2 separate regions of the Homo sapiens genome follow, and region 2 is linked to region 1. A link is a contact called in ENCODE Hi-C data. All regions are on one chromosome and are shown on one strand. The core of a region is the stretch at or near the end of the contact, and the rest is flanking DNA. Distances in the headings are between cores, read along the strand shown. Region 1 has its middle 270 kb from the start of LINC02398. Region 2 has its middle 95 kb from the start of PDE3A.

Evidence for each region. A loop is a pair of places that touch in the nucleus more often than their neighbours do. Pooled maps may share reads with other maps.
Region 2: a map of heart right ventricle shows a loop between it and region 1 (2.7-fold over the local background). The contact joins two enhancer-like sites. A Hi-C loop is called at or near these places in 3 of 168 maps with a recorded cell type or tissue (Right ventricle myocardium inferior, heart right ventricle and prostate gland) and 2 of 50 pooled maps.

Annotation. Positions count from the first base shown.
Region 1 is chr12:19,739,043-19,743,657 of GRCh38, forward strand. No RefSeq gene overlaps it. Among named protein-coding and RNA genes, the nearest start is that of LINC02398, 270 kb to the right of the region's middle. Within about 2 kb of position 1,854, at least 2 of the 41 ENCODE cell types and tissues checked have a DNase peak (open chromatin) inside an H3K27ac peak, as active enhancers do; they include heart right ventricle, where a contact is called at or near this core.
Region 2 is chr12:20,271,504-20,276,409 of GRCh38, forward strand. No RefSeq gene overlaps it. Among named protein-coding and RNA genes, the nearest start is that of PDE3A, 95 kb to the right of the region's middle. Within about 2 kb of position 2,593, at least 2 of the 41 ENCODE cell types and tissues checked have a DNase peak (open chromatin) inside an H3K27ac peak, as active enhancers do; they include heart right ventricle, where a contact is called at or near this core.

The DNA of each region.
Region 1 (4,615 bases), core at 604-3,103:
CCATTTCCTGCTGTACAAACACTCCAAATATTCTAGTTTTCTCAGAAGCTTTTAAAGAAAGACACTATCTACTTACCTTTGGACCCAATAGATTTGTAGCTTTTCGATATGGTAAATATTGTAGGATATATTTAAATTAAGTACTTATTTAGTTTGTGGAGTAATATTTTGCTATACTCATATGCTTTGTGTATTTTGGACACTTGGAAAAATGATTATTGTATTTAAGCTCCACACATCAAGTTATTGAAAAGCTCAGGGTTTTCATCAAAGCAGAATGTAGGTAAGTTTCATAAGTATTTTACTGTATAAAGTTTTAAAGACACAATTAGACAATTTAGGCCAGCAGATGGCACTCTTACCTTTGTCCTCATTTGAAGAGATGTTTGAGGTTGTGGCAACTTCTCTCATAACTAGATCTCAGAAACTGTTGAAAATTGCATTTTCCTATTTTTATTTAAACACAGTTTTATAAAAAAGCAATAAAGTTATTTTTACGTTGATAGAGAAAAGTGGATGAATGGACAAAACCATTTCTATAGATAGTCTGTTCAATTATTTGTTAGCACGTGAAATAGTTAAGATCCATATGGATGAAAAATGCTCTTACTGCAAATGCGTTCTATATTGTATAAGTGTCTTTTCTTTCTTATTTATGAACTCAGAATCTTAATCTGATAAATCCAGCTGGATGAACAATAGAATGAGAACAATGCTCCTCTTGTCTTTTGTTTCTTGGATTTCATATAATAGCTTGAAATCATAGGATCTTAGTGCTATAAAGAGCCTTGGAGATCATTTAGTTGAACATGCAAACTTTTAGGTGAGGAAACCAAGGCCCACAGAGGTGAAATGACTTGTCCAATTTGAAGGTAGAAATACTGCTTTTAGTTAAAAGCAGAAAACAGGACTCACTGTCTTCAGAGCAAAGCTGCACAAGAACCTTATGCTTTATAATTGCATTTTGCTCCGTTATTCTCTGACGGAATGGAAGGCAAGGGAGCTTTGGCCACTTGACTTATTGGTGGAGATCGATAAATTTGTCATGTTTCTTCTGCTTTTGCTTTTTTTCATAAAACTGCACACAGCAGCTAAGAATTCAGAAATGCCCCTCAGATATATCTAAATATCCAAATCAGGCAAAAAACATATGGTAGGAATCTTTTTTCGTGGTAATTACAAATTTAAAGAGGGATACACACATTTTTAATAAAGTTTAATTTAATAAAAAAGGGGCATACCAAGACTAGGGTAATCTACATGTTGCAGATATAAAATGTCCGAACTCTGAACTAGTTAACTGAGTAGTTAGTTCATTTGCAGTGGAGATATTTGTGGAACCAGGGAACATTCATAAGCAGTACGGGATTAGTAGGATAGGGTATCCAGTTGGTGTTCAAGAATATCAGTATACAAAAAGCATCTCATTTCTTTATTGTTATGAATCAAATTAAATATGGGTTATTCCATTTTCCTGGCTAGCAGGCTAGCAGGACATCCAAACTCAAGTTTTTTTTTCTTTTTCTTTTCTTTTTTTTTTTTTAAGGAGAACTTCCCTACTTCACGCAGAATGGGAAAAGACCCAAGGGGCTTAAATAAACCAGAAAAATTGGACCAGGGCCTCCATTCTCTGCCTTTGTTGATAGTCACTGAGATGTTTGTTGTTTAAGCTTGTGTGGTCCTTTTGGAGGCATTTCTCTTTTACCATTCACCGCCTTCGTGGGGCATTGACACAGAACCTTCACGCTGTGCAGGGTTCTAGACATTCACACAGAAGCTCTGCTACTTCTTAGGTGCTGTGAAGGTGCGTGTCCTCTACTCCCAACCTACCACCACTGCTCCAGAGTCCACCATCCCCAGCTTCCAGTCTCTGGATATCTAGCTCACTTCAGGGTCTAGTGGGGCAAAACGCTCCAGGCCCTTTGGGACTCTATTGCTTAATTTGCTCCAACGGGTCTGAAGCCAAAAATGGTTCCTCTTCTCCTGGGGAATTCAGAACACAAAAGGAAGTCTGACAGAAGAAAAAAAAATAATCTCTCTCTCTCTCTTTTTTTTTTTTGGACAGTGAGTTTTCAGCAAGAAGGATAGAACAAATTTTAATTTCTCAATAATGTGGCCTATTTCATAAGGCTACACTTTATTCTAGCCATACGTTTTTATGATGAGTGACAATACAGGAGGAGGTGAAAGGAAGATCCAAATTCACAGAAGCTGCTGCTTCTAAGTGTTGATACTAACCAGGTCCCTGAGCTCTTGCTGGGTAAAAAGTAGGTTACTTTTAAGTGGAACAACTGTTCAAAGTACAAAGACTGGAGTACGTGGGGGGAATAAAGAGCAGTGGTTTTTTCCCAGAGGAGCGGGCCTCTTCTACTAAGCAGCCAAAAATGTTTATTGCTGTTTAATGTTCTATTGCCAAACTTGATTTCTTTTCTTCTCAGAAACCTTTAACTTCCTATCAAATAGAATCCACACTTACTGCCTACTTTATGCCTTAGGGATCCTTGAGAATTTCCTAGGTTAATTTATGCTAAGTGCTATTAAGGCATCATCTAGACAAGTGAATGCCCTTCCCCCGCCTAACCATCTTTTTTTAGTTGTTTTTGATGTACCTCCTAGACTAGGACCTGAGATAAATGTAAACTCCTAGAAAATATCCCAGTGAGCGAAGCTTGTCAGGTCTATAAGGCAGAAGAAAAAGATTATTTCTGACATGACTGCCCATTTCTCCACATGGTGGTGTAACAGCGAAACTTGGAGTTGTTCTTCCTCTTCTAGCTCAGCCCTGATGGGTTCATACCCGCTTGTGACAACTGATTGGGTGAATCTCTCCCCAACAGCATGTTGGCAGGATGATGGTGTGGCTTGAAATCTGCCATGGTGGAATTATTTATAAAGAGGGGCAAAGACTACAAATAATAGCTGGTTGATAAACCAGCACACTACTACTAAAAAATCACATTTGAACCAGCTTTTTGAATAATTTATTAAAACAACAACAGCAACTGTAAGGACCTAAAGGCTTTTCATTTCAACTTTATGTGAAAAGAATACCTAGAGAGAGAGTTTGGGTGATTCATAATGGGAAGGCTATTCATTCCCCCTGCTTCAGCATATATTAATTATAATTTTAAAATTCCAACATCACTTTTGTTTAATAAAAATTAATTGCCTGTGTGCCAATGATAACATATCTTTAGAGCATGCCACAACTTTGCTCCCTTAAAAGAAAAATATAAGAAAATGAGCAAGAAAGTCTTTTGAGTTAATGTTTTAAGAAGTAGGTGGAGAGATAATGAAGAATACCATTTGAAAGCTATTGCAGGTGATATTTTTAGGAAGTTATTTGTACCTTAATGCTCATTGCTTCCCCCTAAGCTTTGCCAGCGATAACTCCTGTTAAACCTAAATTACTTTGACAATTATTACAGATTTTAAGGAATGTTGTGGTAAGCCTTAGGGAAGCAACTAGATTAAATGAAATAATATATTAGTGACTACAAAATGTATTGTTGAAGAAAAAGCCCCTTTCTTCCCCCAAAATCACCATGTCCATAAACAAGAACACCCTGAGTGTTATATCAGTATCAAGTTTGACTTTATTTTTATTAGAACCATGGCAATTGGCAAAGAAATTATTTTTTGTATAGTGCTGTCATATACATATTGCAAAGCAGGATTGTAAAACAACATATATTTATATATAAGTCAAGGATTCTGTTAAGCCTTCAGGAAGCTTAGGTATCAAGTAGTAGTTTGAAAAGCAAAAAATAAAAAAGGTATGAATGGTAGGAGGCTTTCTTTAAGATAAGGAGCCCTGAATCATTGCTGATTCTGTTGTCTCTGCAGTTGCTAATGTTCACGCTTCAAGGATTGTCAGCTACACCGCTGTAGAATCACCAAACAATGCCTCCAAATCCCTCAAGAAGTCAGCCATACAGCCTTCTAACTTTAGGAGCATCTCATGTTGACTTTGTCAAATATCTCAGGATCCATCACGAACCACAGATGAACTAGGGCCCCGAGCTTCAACATCAGAGAGGGAGATGTTTCCCTGCATTTGGTTCTCAAACACACACCTCTACAGACGTGGCTGAATCCCCTCTTCCATCCCTCTAGGGAAGAGATGGCCTGATACGGAGTCTGGCTAGAGTACTGAAAATTTATCATAATGTTTATACTTCATCGTCTTCTATTCTTGTGCCTTCTAGCCTTAAAATGTAACCATGATATATACAGAAGTTATCCCTCAATTTCTTGTATCTTATTTGGAGGGAAATTTTGGATGTTTGAGGGTAAGAGGCACATGAGGGACTGGATTTGAATCTCTGCATGTCAGATATTAAAGTTCATGGAATTAGGCACACATTGCTATAGTCAGTGTAACCCTCAAATCTGATCTTACTAAACCTACACAATATTTAAAAGATGCTCCAGATTTCTGAAACACTATAAAAATAATGCTCTGAATTTTAGACATTTGATAATTTGTAAGTGAAGGTATTCGAGTTTGATTATGATATGTCCATGCATTGAAGTTTATTTATGAGGAGAGTTATTCAATAGACATTTCTTGGGGCCAAATATATGTATATGAAACCAAAAAATTTAAAACAAT
Region 2 (4,906 bases), core at 1,343-3,842, 530 kb after region 1:
GCAAGCGTATATGCAAAGTCTTCAATTAGTTGAGGGTATTTCACGTTGCGTTGGGGTCAGGTTGGTTGTGCACATACTACGTGAAATAGATCCAGGACCAGTACAGGTAGGCACAGTAAGGAGACAGATACTGGCACATTTTAAGAGAAGAAAGATCCTAAGGTTTCATTTTGAAGATGGAGCAGTCTGCTTCTCAATGTGAAATTTTCCATGAATGGAACCGTTAGAGCAGCTAGACAATCACTCAGCACAATTGTTGCAGCAACACCTACAGTTTTCCACTAATGGGTTTCTTTGGGGTAAAAGATGACGATTTGTCAAGGAATAGAAAGTTGGAGGCCCCAGAGAGACTCCAAAATTTAGGGAAAATACATCCCTGTAAAATTGAAGTCCCACTTCGAAGAAATACATTCAGTATTCATCCCTATATACTTTCTGTGGAAGTGATCCACAGTATTAATGATGTAGAAATGTCTGATTGATTACAGCATCTCCTAAAGGTTAAGAGTGGAAATCTCTTTAAAACATCGTTGTAGACTGGAACCCATATAAATTGTCATCTATCTGCAACATATTAAAATTAATATGCTCTGGCATTGCTGCAACTTTTGATAATCAATAAGCAAGACTGAATAAAAAAGCAGAATTAAGACAGATTTATTGAGGTTTATTTAATGCTATGTAAGGAAAGAGAGACTATATCAAACATTTCTATGTTTCATGTTTATTTAAGGGTAAAGCCATATCTTATTTCTGTTTAAGCTCAAGCATAGGAATGCAGATTGTACAAATTGTCCTCTGAGTAGGCAGATTTTAGAAAGGCATGCCCCCTCTGGGAAGATGAACTAAAAGAAGTTGCTCCACTTGGGGACTGCAGTTCTCCTCTAGGGTGGAGCTTGGTGAGCAGAGCACAAGCAGGATTTGAGGCTCTGCTTGTCTCTTATCCCAGTACCTTTGGGCATTATACAAATTGCACGTAAGTGAAGAAATAGCCTATGTTAAGTGAATTAATAAGCAAATTAATGAATAAGTAAAAACATGGGGCATTCTAATTGTTTTATAGTTTCTAGAAATATGTAATATTAGGAAAAAAGGTTTAGCCTGAAAAAATACTTCCCAGGAGACTAAAGCAGTTATTTTTCCCTGATTCAGTGAGCATCAGAAAACTTTCTGATTAATTCTTGGTTTCTAGCTATCCTGATTCTGGGAGTCCTGTAAAGCAATGATAAATATATTGATTGCTGTAGAGTTGTATTCTGTAAGATACAAAATGAGTGGCTTTTTCTCTTTCTTTATTGTGGGTTCAGAGGGCAATGTTTTATCTTTTTCTATTTTTCCAGATATAACTTTATTCCACCTTTCAACTTCAGAGCTCCAACTTCAGAGGACAGAACATTATGTGGAGGGAGAGTTAAGACTTGGTAGGAAAAGCGATGACATGTCCTCTGCTTCATTTCTGGGTTTCTTCCCAGGCTGATTCATAACATCCAAAATAAGCTTAAGTAACACAATAGTCTTGGACTCGGCACCATAAGCTGCTTAGGAGGTGTGACTAGATCTTCTCCTGAACACTGTATTGTCTTGTGCCTCATAGTATTCCATTAAATTCATTACATAAATGTAGAAAATAATTAAATCAATCATTTGAGAATTTGGGTAATGTCAATCAATCTCCCATAGGCTAAATACATATAAGTAGTTGAGAATGGTGATAGAATGTATAAAACTAGACACTGGTTCAAAAAGACTCTAACTAACAGGTGATTGCTGCTTTGTAAAATGCTACCTAAACACATCAGCTGATCAGTGCTGCATAACTACAAGCAAAGTTTACTTTATTCGGTAGTCTTGACATTAAAAAAAAAAATGTAGGAGGAATTTTGGAAAAGGCAGTCAAGGGCATCTAAGTGAACAACACAAATGACACAGAGACCATGTGCTAAAGTTAAGGCACATTAATCAAAATCATAACATATTAGATTCCTAATGTCTCAGTGTCCAACAGTGGAAGGACCTAGTAAAAGTTAGGAAGTATAATTGTGGCAAGTTTAACAGTCTAAAAATGAAGTGAGATATAGTATAGTTATTTCTTTTTTGAAGTCAGGCATAATAACCCAAAAGGCATCAGGGCCATTTAATATATAAGCAACGTGCCTGGAATACCTCAATGACCCCTTGGAGGCATTCCTACCTTACTCTAGAGAATTCTACCATTATTTTGATGATAATGATGATGCATGAAAATCTTTCATTCTGTTCACTTTTTTTCAGAAAAGCAAAAAATTTGTAATTTCTGAAAAATGGTTAAAACATAAAGTAAATAAATATTTTTTATATTAGAGCAATGTTTTCTTACTATAAAAAGAGTGTGTGTGTGGTTCAGTAACTAACTGCAAAAATCATTTCATTATGGCTTGGCATCCCCGGGATACAGTGATGAAAGAAATAATAAATAAGCCACTATGTGATGAATACTTGTCCAAATGAAAATGCCTCTGATAATACCCTTTTAGAGGACAGGAATGTTATTAAGCTAGTGAGAACATCTAGTCCAGTTCCAGCTAGGTGGGTCAGGGCCCATTCTGGTAGGCTGATGTCTGTGCCATACCAGTTGTTAAACGTACTGAATATCATTCCTCCAGCAGAACCTGACACCTCCTATTCAACATCCCTTCTGCAGCCGGTCCCCATTTCTGTACTGGCAATACCTCCATCCTAGTCTTAGCTCAGACTTCTCAACAGCACTCCGTGCTTGGCCAGAGTTAACAAAGACACAAATAACACACTGTGTCATCTTGTAGTAAACAGAGAGGCTTTCCATTCTACCATGTTACAGCTGTGGAATCTTGGGTGGCTAATGAGCTTCACTTTCCCTGAGCTCCCTCACTTTTTAAACAGCTTTACTGAGACGTAACTCAAATATGTATTAATCAGGATTCTAGAAAGAGAACCGACAGGATATGTGTGTGTATATGTGTCTGTGTATATGTGTATATACATATATGATATTTATATATATATATGTTATATATATATAACATATATAAATAGAGGTTTATTTTAAGGAATTGCTCATGTGATTGTGGAGGCCTGGGAAGTCCAAAATCTTCAGGGTAGGCTGGCAGGCTAGGGATACAGGGAAGAATTATATAGTTCACCTCCAAAGGCAGTCTGCTGGCAGAATTTCTTCTTGCTTGCGGGGGTCAGTCTGTTATTAAGGTCTTCAACTAATTGGATGAGGCTTGCTCACATTATGGGGGGAGTATTATGTCTGATTTACTCAAAGCCTACTGATTTAAATGTTAATGTAATCTAAAAATACCTTCACATCTAAAATAAATTTTCACCGAATATCTGAGTAGCATGACCTAGCCAAGATGACACATAAAATTAACCATGATACCATGCAATCACTCATTTAAATTGTATAATTTGATGACTTTTAGTATATTCACAGATACATGCAACTATCACTTCAGTTAATCACAGAACATTTTTATCACCCTCATAAAGAAACCCTGTACCCTTTATATATCATCTGCCTGTCTCCTCGTTTGCTCCAACCACAAGCAAACACTAATGTACTTTTTGTCTCTGTAGATTTGCCCATTCTGGACATTTCATATGAATGGAATCATGTAATATGTGGTCTTTTATGACTGATTTCTTTCACTTAGCATAATATTTTCAAGGTTCATCTGTGTTGCAGTGTGTATCAACACTTCATTTCTTTTTAGGGTTTAATAATATTTCATTTTTTTCTATACATCTGTTGATGGACATTTGGGTTGCTTCAATTTTTTGGCTCATATAAACAATGCTGCTATAAACATGTGCAAGTGTGTGTGTGTGTGTGTGTGTGTGTGTGTGTGTGTGTGTGTGTGTATGTACATATGTTTTCATTTCTCTTGGGAATATACCTAGGAGTAGAATTGCTGAGTCATTTGCTAACTCTAGTTTAATCATTCAAGGAATTTTCAGGCTATTTTCCAAAACATTTTACACTATTTTGCATTCCCACTAGCAGTGTGAAGGTTTTCAATTCCTTCATGTCCTAACATTTATTATCTAAATTTTTTATTCTAGCCATTATAGTGGTTGTAAGTGGTATCTGGTATCTGTCACTTTACAACTGTGATTTTGATTTGCATTTGCCTGATGACCAATGATGGCAAAAGCTAGCATCTTTTCATGTGGTTATTGATCATTGTTATATCTTCCTTAGAGAAATGTCTATTTAGATCCTTTGCTCATTTTTTAGTTATTTGTCTTTTTATTATTGAGTTATAAAAGTCCTTTATATATTCTGAATACAAATCCCTTGTCAAATACATAATTTGCAAAATATTTCCTGTCATTCTGTGGGTTGCCTTTTCACTTTCTTGATGGTGTCCTTTGAAGCACAAAAGTTTTACATTTTGATAAAGTCAAAATTATCTATGTTTTTTCTTTGTTGCTCATATCATATCTAAGAATCCTTTGCCAAATCCAAGGTCATGAAGATTTACTCCTATGTTTTCTTCTAAGAGTTTTATAGTTTTAAGTCTTATATCTAGGTTTATAACAAATTTTAAGTTAATTTTTATAGATGATATTAGGTAAGGACCCAAGTTTATTATTTTGCATGTGGCTATTCAGTTGTTCCTAGCACCATTTGTTGAAAAGACTATTCTTTTCCCATTCAATGGTCTTGGAACCCTTGTCAAAATCTATTGACTAATGACACATGATTTTATTTCTGGACTCTCAATTATATTCCATTAAACTATACATCTATTCTTGTATTAGTGTCACACAGTCTAGATTTCTGTTGCTTTATAGTAATTTTGTAATACTCAAGTGTGAAGTTTCCTACTTTTCTCCTCTTTTTTCAGGTTTGTTTTAGCTATTCTGTGTCCTCTGCAAT